Linked DNA regions of Homo sapiens: region 1 is linked to region 2. Evidence: read pairs that join two places in POLR2A ChIA-PET (ENCODE). Cell type or tissue: B cell. All regions are shown on one strand. Region 1 overlaps KDM4B (lysine demethylase 4B). Region 2 overlaps UHRF1 (ubiquitin like with PHD and ring finger domains 1).

Region 1 (4,000 bases), 210 kb before region 2:
TGCTCAGAGGGTCCCTGGGGAGTCCCCGCCTCTCTAAGGGGCTGGCATCCTCCCCCGACCAACGGGGCCTCCTGGGAGCTGAGGGGCGGCTGGTGTGACCGCCCCAGGCCCTGGTTCTGCTCGGGAGGCAAGGCTGGGTGGGGAGCTGAGGCCACCATCGTCCCCTAGGCCTCCCGGGGGCTGTCCTCTCACCAAGGGCCACACTGTAGGGCTCTCTCCCTCCTCCTCCAAGGACAGGGATGGCCCCAAGTCCCGCTTCCCCACAGCCCTCCCTGGTTGGCTGCCTGGTTCTGTCTCCCGGAGGGACCAGGCATGGGAGACAAAGTGGGACATAATTTGAGCCTCAGGTGCCCGGCTGATGAGTGCCACCCCATCCCCTGTCTGGAGACAGCAGTGAATGACAATGGCGGCAGCCTCAACGCACTCCACGCATAGCCCGCACCTGCTGGTGCCCTGGATTCTCAAACTCACAAGAACAAGTTTCCAGCCCTCTCCCTGTCGGCTCCCAGGCTCAGTGAAGCCCGGGCAGACACACAGGGGACCCTGTTAGAGGGAGATGCCCAAGGCTAGGAAGGACACCCTGAAAGACGGCGGCACACCCCGCAGCCATTCCTCGGGGCTCTGTCCTTGCTGTGGGCCATTCCTTGGGGCTCTGTCCCTGCCATGGGGACTACACTCCACAGGGACCTTGGCACGCCCCTCACCTGCCTGGCCTGAGGGAGGGAAGCGGGTGAGGGGCTTCAGGACAGAGCAGGGACCATGGTACAGATGGGGCCCAGGATGCACCCAGGCCCCCGAGGGCAGCCAGCTGAGGCCCTGCTAGCACTCTTTTTGGGTGGAGGGAAGGTGTCACAGCGGAAACCCCACCACCAGGGCTCACTAGCCTGCCTGGTGGCGAGGCCACTCCTCCCCAGCGCCGGGGTTTCCACCAGAGCCTCCAGCAAACCCCAAGACAGGCCCGAGGCCCAGGCTGCCCTGTGGAGGGGGCAAGAAACCACCCATTTCCAAGGACACCACTCTGTTCCTGCTCCGAGGCTGCCGAGATCAACTCACCAGCTTCGGCCTGGCTTATGGGGCCCCTCCCTCAAGTTTCGTGCTTGGCTTCCATGCCTGGGCCAACCAGCCCCGGTCTCAGGGGCTCTCTGGCCACCCCCTTCAACACTGCCACCCTCCCGTGCTGAACCCGCAGCCGGGTGCGCCTGACGGTCCCAGAGGCCCAGCTGGGATGTGCTGGCGGGTCCCCGGGCTGAGCTCACAGCCCCTCACTATGAGCTGGGGCCGCCCTCCAGACATGGCAGCCTTTGCTTTCCGTGTTCTAAAACCAGTCACCAGCCACGAGGCCTCTCCTGAGAGCAGCACTCCGGGGCGAGGGGAGGGGAAGGGCTGGGGGCTGGCTGCCCCACTCACCGCAGCCTTTCCACCCTCTGGGAGGCAGGACGGCACTATGCCAGCCCTCCTGGGTCCCCATCCTGGCTCTGCCCCCTGACCCTGTGTGTCCTGCACTGCAGGCCTTCTTCCAGGAGGCGGGGCCTCCCCGGAGGCTCAGGAGAGGTGGACGAGGCCGCCTTCCTGCTTTCTGCTTGGTTCTGGGGTTAGGGCTGGCTGGTGGGGCTGCTAGTCCCTCCTAGCGCTGGGCAATAGGGCGGCCGCTCTTCCCAGACCTTGAAGCAGCCAGTAAGAATGGGATAGGGGACACCAGCAGCCACTGGGAAGCAGCCTCTCAACCGCCCCCCAGGCACCTCTCCTCCTGAGGGGCTTCCTCCCCGATGCTGATGCCCCCTGGCCCCTGTGAGCAACAGGTTCTGGCCCCTTCCCAGCTTGTTCCATATGAAAACACAAAACCCCACACCCCACTGCTAGGCCCTGAAAGGTGCCTCAGCGTCATAGCTTTTAGGGGCGTGAAACTGGCATTCAAGGAGGACCAGAAACCGCTTTAGGAAATCTTTCCCGCAGCACTGTGGCATGCATTTCCTGTCGTGCCCCTGACTGTGAACATGCATTTATGAGGCTCTCTCGAGATAAACCTCTCGTCCAGAGGCTCCTGGGACTTCGGGCTCCCGGGAAAACGGCTGTGTCCAAGAAAACGCCCACCCCTGCCAGATTGGGTCCTTCCCAGGAGTCTCTGTCGTGGAACAGAGATAAGGGTGTCCAGGGCGGGGGGCGGGGGGTGGGCAGCACCAGTCCTGAGCCCTCCCTGGGCAGAGACCCTGACGTGCCACCAACGTAGCCCCTAACCCTCCTCGCTGGTCCCTGGCCTTTCTGTGGGGGCTGATCCCTTCAGAGACCCGTGGAAGCCACAGGCCTCAGAGATGCACCAGGCCCAGCCTCCTGGCACCGTGACCACTGCACCGGGCGTGTGGACCCCCGGGGATCTCGGGAGGGAGCGAGTTGCCCTGTACATCTTTAAACAGGATGGTGAGTGACCAGGCCAGGGCCTCACCTACGCCAGGCAGCTGGACGAGCCATTGGTTTCCCCTCCCTCCCACGCGGTGTAGGCTTCTCTCCAGCGGGCAACTGCCACTGTCAGGGGAGGAAAGCCGCCCATCCAGCCAGGACCACGCATGGGGAGGGGAGACCAGAGGAGAACCAGGACCCCCTGGTTCAGGACCTCCCTGAACCTGAGTCTCTTGGAGGCCAAGGCCATGGTGAGGCCCAAGTGAGAGCAGGTAACGCCGGGGCTGGGGAGGGTGTGGCTGTCTCGTCAGTGGGCTTGGGAAGATTAGTAAATAACAGTTAGTCACATTAATGAAAAGAAAGCTGGGCACAGTGGCTCATACCTGTAATCCCAGCACTTTGGGAGGCTGAGGCGGAGCCCAGGAGTTCGGGAGCAGCTTGGGCAACATAGCGAGACCCCGTGTCTACTAAAAATTTTGAAAAATGAGCGGAGTTGCGGTGCACGTCCACAGTCCCAGCTACTGAGGAGGCTGAGGTGGGAGAACTGCTTGAGCCCAGGAAACCAAGGCTGCAGTGAGCCGTGACTGCACCACTGCCCTCCAACCTGGGGGACACAGCAAGACTCGGTTTCAAAAAAAAAGAAAAGAAAAGAAGGCTGGGCATAGTGGCTCGGGCCTGTAATCCCAGCACCTTGGGAGGCTGAGGCAAGTGGATCACCTGAGGTCAGGAGTTGGAGACCATTCTGACCGACATGGTGAAACCCTGTCTGTACTAAAAATACAAAAATTAGCAGGGCATGGTGGCGGGCGCCTGTAATCCCAGCTACTTGGGAGGCTGACGCAGGAGAATCGTTTGAACCTGGGAGGTAGAGGTTGCATGAGCTGAGATTGCGTCACTGCACTCCAGCCTGGGTGACAGAGCGGAACTCCATCAGGAAAGGAAAGGAAAAGGAAAAGAAGCCACAGTCCTTTGCTAGCCAGTTGGGTAAAACAAGTCACAGGAGCTGGTGGCCGCCCTTCCTCCAGCCAGAGGCTGGCCAGCCCCTAGAGTCTGCTCAAGAGGGAGGAAGACACCCATGGTACGGGGGATCCTTGTGACCCCTCCCAGGAGGCCCCACTGAGAACCCAGGACAGACTCTGACCAGCCAGCTCCACTCTGTAAAAGCCTTCCCAGGACTGGGCCACTTTCCTCGCTGCCTGAACCCACAGGTGGCAGCGGCGGCGGCAGCAGCCTGCCCGATTTCCCCCACCGCGCCGGCCTGGGGAGGATGCGTGTCCTCTTATCTCTGCCCTCCTGAAGGGTCCATCAAGGCGGTGTCCCAGCTCAGGGTCACATGGGCAGTTAACGGGTGGGCTTGGGTGGGCCCGGGTCCCCAGACCCAAGCCTGGATCTTTCTCTGCCTGCTTGTTTTCCCATAACTCACCCATCTCCTGTGAGACCACACACAGCCCCCAGCACGTTCTGACTCGTGAGAAGGGCAGCTTCACAAGGTCCAAGCTCAAGGTGGCCCACGCAGCCCCCCACCCCCAGGGACCCCAGCCCAAGCCCAGCCCACCCCTGCCAGCCCATCCTGTGGGGAGAATGGTCACGGCTCAGCCACCTCCCT
Region 2 (4,000 bases):
CCAACTACCTGGAAGGCTGTGGTGGGAGGATTGCTTGAGCCCAAGAGGCAGGGGTTGCAGTGAGTCGAGATCGCGCCGCTGCACTCCAGCCTGGGAGACACTGATACACTGTCTCAAAAAAAAAAAAAAAAAAAATGAGGTCAGGAGCAGTGGCTCAGGTCTATAATCCCAGCACCTTGGGAAGCTGAGGCAGAAGGATCATTTGAGGCTAGGAGTTCAAGACCAGCCTGGGTAACATGGCAGGAACCCATCTCTATAAAAATGTTTAAAATCAGCCAGGTATAGTAGTATACAGCCTATAGTCCCTGCTACTTGCGAGGCTGAGGCAGGAGGATCACTTGAGCTCAGGAATTCGAGGCTGCAGTGAGCTAAGATCGTGCCACTGTACTCCAGCCTGGGCAACAGAGCAAGAGCCTGTCTAAAAAAAAAAAAAAAAAAAAAAAACCAGCTGGGCACAGTAGCTCACGCCTGTAATCCCAGCACTTTGGGAGGCTGAGGCCGGCAGATAACTGGAGGTCAGGAGTTAGAGACCAGCCTGACCAATATGGAGAAACCTCGTCTCTACTAAAAATACAAAATTAGCCGGGCATGGTGGTGCATGCCTGTAGTCCCAGCTACTCGGGAGGCTGACGCAGAATTGCTTGAACCCGGGAGGTGGAGGTTGCGGTGAGCTGACATCAAGCCAACGCACTCCAGCCTGGCGACAGAGCAAGACTCTGTCTCAAAAAAAAAAAAACAGGCCAGGCACAGTGACTCATACTTGTAATCCCAGCATTTTGGGAGGCCAAGGTGGGTGGATCACCTGAGGTCAGGAGTTTGAGACCAACCTGGCCAACGTGGTGAAACCCCGTCTCTACTAAAAATACAAAAAAATTAGCCGGACGTGGTGGTGTGCACCTGTAACCCCAGCTACTTGGGAGGCTGAGGCAGGAGAATCACTTGAACCTGGGAGGTGGAGGTTGCAGTGAGCCAAGATCACGCCACTGCACTCCAGCTTGGGCAACAGAGTGAGACTCCATCTCAAAAACAAAACAAAACAAACAAAAAAAAACCCATAGCAAACGCACACATGTTCAAGCACTTCTGGAAGCAGACAGGTTACTACAGGGGGGAAACTGAAGGTCAAGGCAGAGTGGAAGATATTCTCCTTGCTTTTTGGACATTTGGAATTTTGTAACATGGGCATTGTATAAAAGCTAGGCCAGGCCCAATAGCTCATGCTTGTAGTCCCAACTACTCAGAAGGCCGAGGCAGGAGGATCACTTGAGCCCAGGAGTTTGATACCAGGCAAGACCCTGTCTCTGCAAAAAAGTTTTTTCAATTAATAAAAATTTAAATATTGGGTGTGGTGGCAGGCACCTGTAGTCCCAGCTACTCAGGAGGCTGAAGTAGGAGGATTGCTTGAGCCTGGAAAACAGAGGTTGCAGTAAGCCATGATCACGCCGCTGCACTCCAGCCTGGACGACAGCAAGACCTTGTCTCTTTTTTTTTTTTTTTTTTTTTTTTTGAGACGGAGTCTCGCTCTGTTGCCAAGCTGGAGTGCAGTGGCGTGATCTCGGCTCACTGCAACCTCCACCTCCTGGGTTCCAGCAATTCTCCTGCGTCAGCCTCCCAAGTAGCTGGGACTACAGACGTGCACCACCATCCCCAGCTAATTTTTGTATCTTTAGTAAAGATGGGGTTTCACCATGTTGGCCAGCATGGTCTCGATCTCTTGACCTCGTGATCCGCCTGCCTCAGCCTCCCAAAGTGCTGGGATTACAGGCGTAAGCCACCACGCCCGGCCTTGTGGACCCTGTCTCCCTTAAAGGCAAAAAAAAGAAAAGAAAAAAAAGTGTCCAGATAAATACAAATACAACTTGATAACTAAGTTTGCTGATTCCTTTTGAAAACTTAGACAAAGGGCCGAGTGTGGTGGCTCATGCCTGTAAACCCAGTACTTTGGGAAGTCAAGATGGGAGGATCACTTGAGGCCAGGGGTTCAAGACCAGCCTGGTGAAAAAAGCGAGATCCCATCTCTATAAAAAAGAAAAAAAAAAAAAAAAAAACGAAAACTTAAGACTAAAAGCTCACTGCACCCCCCCCCCCCACCGAGCTGCCCACTTCCTACCCCTCGTGCCACATTCAGGGGCTCTCTTTCAGGGTGCCGAACACTGCCTAGCGGCACAGCAGGGCAGATAATGCCACCGGGTTTGGGGAGCAGTGGTTCTCCAACTTTAGGGATAGAAACCAGAAGTTTAGGAGCTCAGCAAAGACCGTGTAAGCCTCGATCAGGAGGGACCTCCAGCCGGAAGAGAGAGTGCCTGCAGGGGCCTGACGGGACCTGGGGGGAAGGAAGTGAGAAACTGCTCTGCCTTCCTGAGGGGCAGCCACAGCTCCTGCTGGCCCGTCTCAGCGCCTCTGCGACAACCTCAGGTGCGGGCAAGACAGACGGAGGGAGAGAAGGGAGGAAGGAAAAACGGATGCAGGAGGATCCTAGACACGGAGGAGACAGAACCCACAAGAGGGGGCGGCGGTGGCGTGGACGGCGCCGCGAGGGCATCCCAGCACACAGGACGGGTGGAGGGCTAGTGACAGCGGAACTCTGCCCTTCGACCCGGCCGGGTCACCGCTGAGGACAGACCCTAGAGCGGCACTTCGGGGGTCAGTGAGGTCAACACAACCGCCACAAAGACACCACGATCACTGTCGCTGCCACTTTCCCTCTTGCGGTCTCAGGAGGGCACAGGGAGGCCTTTGGAGGCTGCGTCACCAGGGACGGCTCCGCCATGTTGACAGCTAAAAGAGGGGGCGCGCTTGTCTTCTTGTGCTCTGAATTTCTCAGCTTTCAATTTATTTGGTTTTTTTTTTTTTTGAGACAAAGTCTCGCTCTGTCTCCCAGGCTGGAATGCAGTGGTACAATCTTGGTTCACTGCAGCCTCAACCTTTCAGGCTCAAGTGATCTTCCCACCTTGGCCTCCCGAGTAGCTAGGACTACAGGCATGCGCCACCATGCCCGGCTAATTTTCATTTTTTGTAGAGACGGGGTCTTGCTACATGGCCCAGGCTGGTCTCAAACTCCCAACCTCAAGCGATCCTCGCCTCAGCCTCCCAAAGTGCTGGGATTACAGGTGTGAGCTACCATGCCTGGCCTCAACTTCTAACACACTAACAGCCGGCAGACATAATCCACACAGACACAGGCTCCTGGGGCTATTGGATCATTCTGGATGATGTAAAGGGTCCTGAAATCCGTTTGAGAACCCCTGACCTGGAAAGACTCCAACACAGCGCACGTAAGGATCTGTTCCAGCACATTCCACAGCAGCATTCTTCCTAGCCAGAAAACCCAGACACACCAACTGAGGCTGGATTAAAGTATGCAATCTAATTGACCAACTATGTCCACGGGGACAATTCTGGCCTGCACCTCTTTTGTTTTGGTTTTGTTTTTTGTTTTGCTTTTTTTTTGAGACGGAGTCTTGCTCTGTCGCCCAGGCTGGAGTGCAGTGGTGGGATCTCAGCTCACTGCAACCTCCCACCTCCCAGGTTCAAGCGATTCTCCTGCCTCAGCCTCCTAAGTGGAACTACAGACATGCGCCACCACGTCTGGCTAATTTTTGTATTTTTAGTAGAGACGGGGTTTCACCATGTTGGCACGCTGTTCTAGAACTCCTGACCTCAGGTGATCCGCCTGCCTTGGCCTCCCAAAGCACCGGGATTACAATCATGAGCCACTGGGCCCCGCCATACCTGTTTTTATAAATCAAGTTTTATTGGAACAAAGCCACGCCCACCGGTTTACAGATTGTCTACAGCTGCTTCGGGGCCACAACAGCAGTGGTGAGTCACCCTAACAGAGGCCGCGCCCTCTACCAGGGAGCCATCCTGGGGGAGGGATGCCGCAGTGGGTGGGAGCTGGTGGTGGGGACCCTCCCTCCCGCAGACAGAAGGGCAGGTCTCTGCAAGGGGGCCGTCCAGTGGGGACACCTGAGGCATCACTGTGACAAGTGACTCTTGC

The links. ChIA-PET counts read pairs that join two places held together with the same protein. Peaks named below come from ENCODE experiments on the same cell type or tissue, not always from the same donor. Only the 100,000 strongest peaks of a DNase experiment are listed, where the experiment ranks them.
Region 1: POLR2A ChIA-PET joins it to region 2 with 10 read pairs; 2 of 35 experiments call an interaction of 5 or more read pairs at or near these places.

What each region holds. Positions count from the first base shown.
Region 1 is chr19:5,123,943-5,127,942 of GRCh38, reverse strand. All of the region lies in intron 11 of KDM4B (lysine demethylase 4B), which reads right to left. Among named protein-coding and RNA genes, the nearest start is that of PTPRS-AS1, 52 kb to the left of the region's middle. RefSeq lists enhancers at 710-779, 445-982, 1,000-1,059, 983-1,519, 1,520-2,057 and 1 more and a silencer at 1,250-1,339. In B cell, no CTCF peak of the experiment used is centred here; DNase peaks (open chromatin) are centred at 72, 892 and 1,892; H3K4me3 peaks cover 850 bases; H3K27ac peaks cover 2,998 bases.
Region 2 is chr19:4,915,160-4,919,159 of GRCh38, reverse strand. The region is part of intron 2 of UHRF1 (ubiquitin like with PHD and ring finger domains 1); the gene reads right to left. It also overlaps a transcript of ARRDC5 not described here. Among named protein-coding and RNA genes, the nearest start is that of UHRF1, 7.7 kb to the right of the region's middle. RefSeq lists enhancers at 2,541-2,600, 3,852-3,901. In B cell, no CTCF peak of the experiment used is centred here; DNase peaks (open chromatin) are centred at 2,319 and 3,869; H3K4me3 peaks cover 2,201 bases; H3K27ac peaks cover 2,190 bases.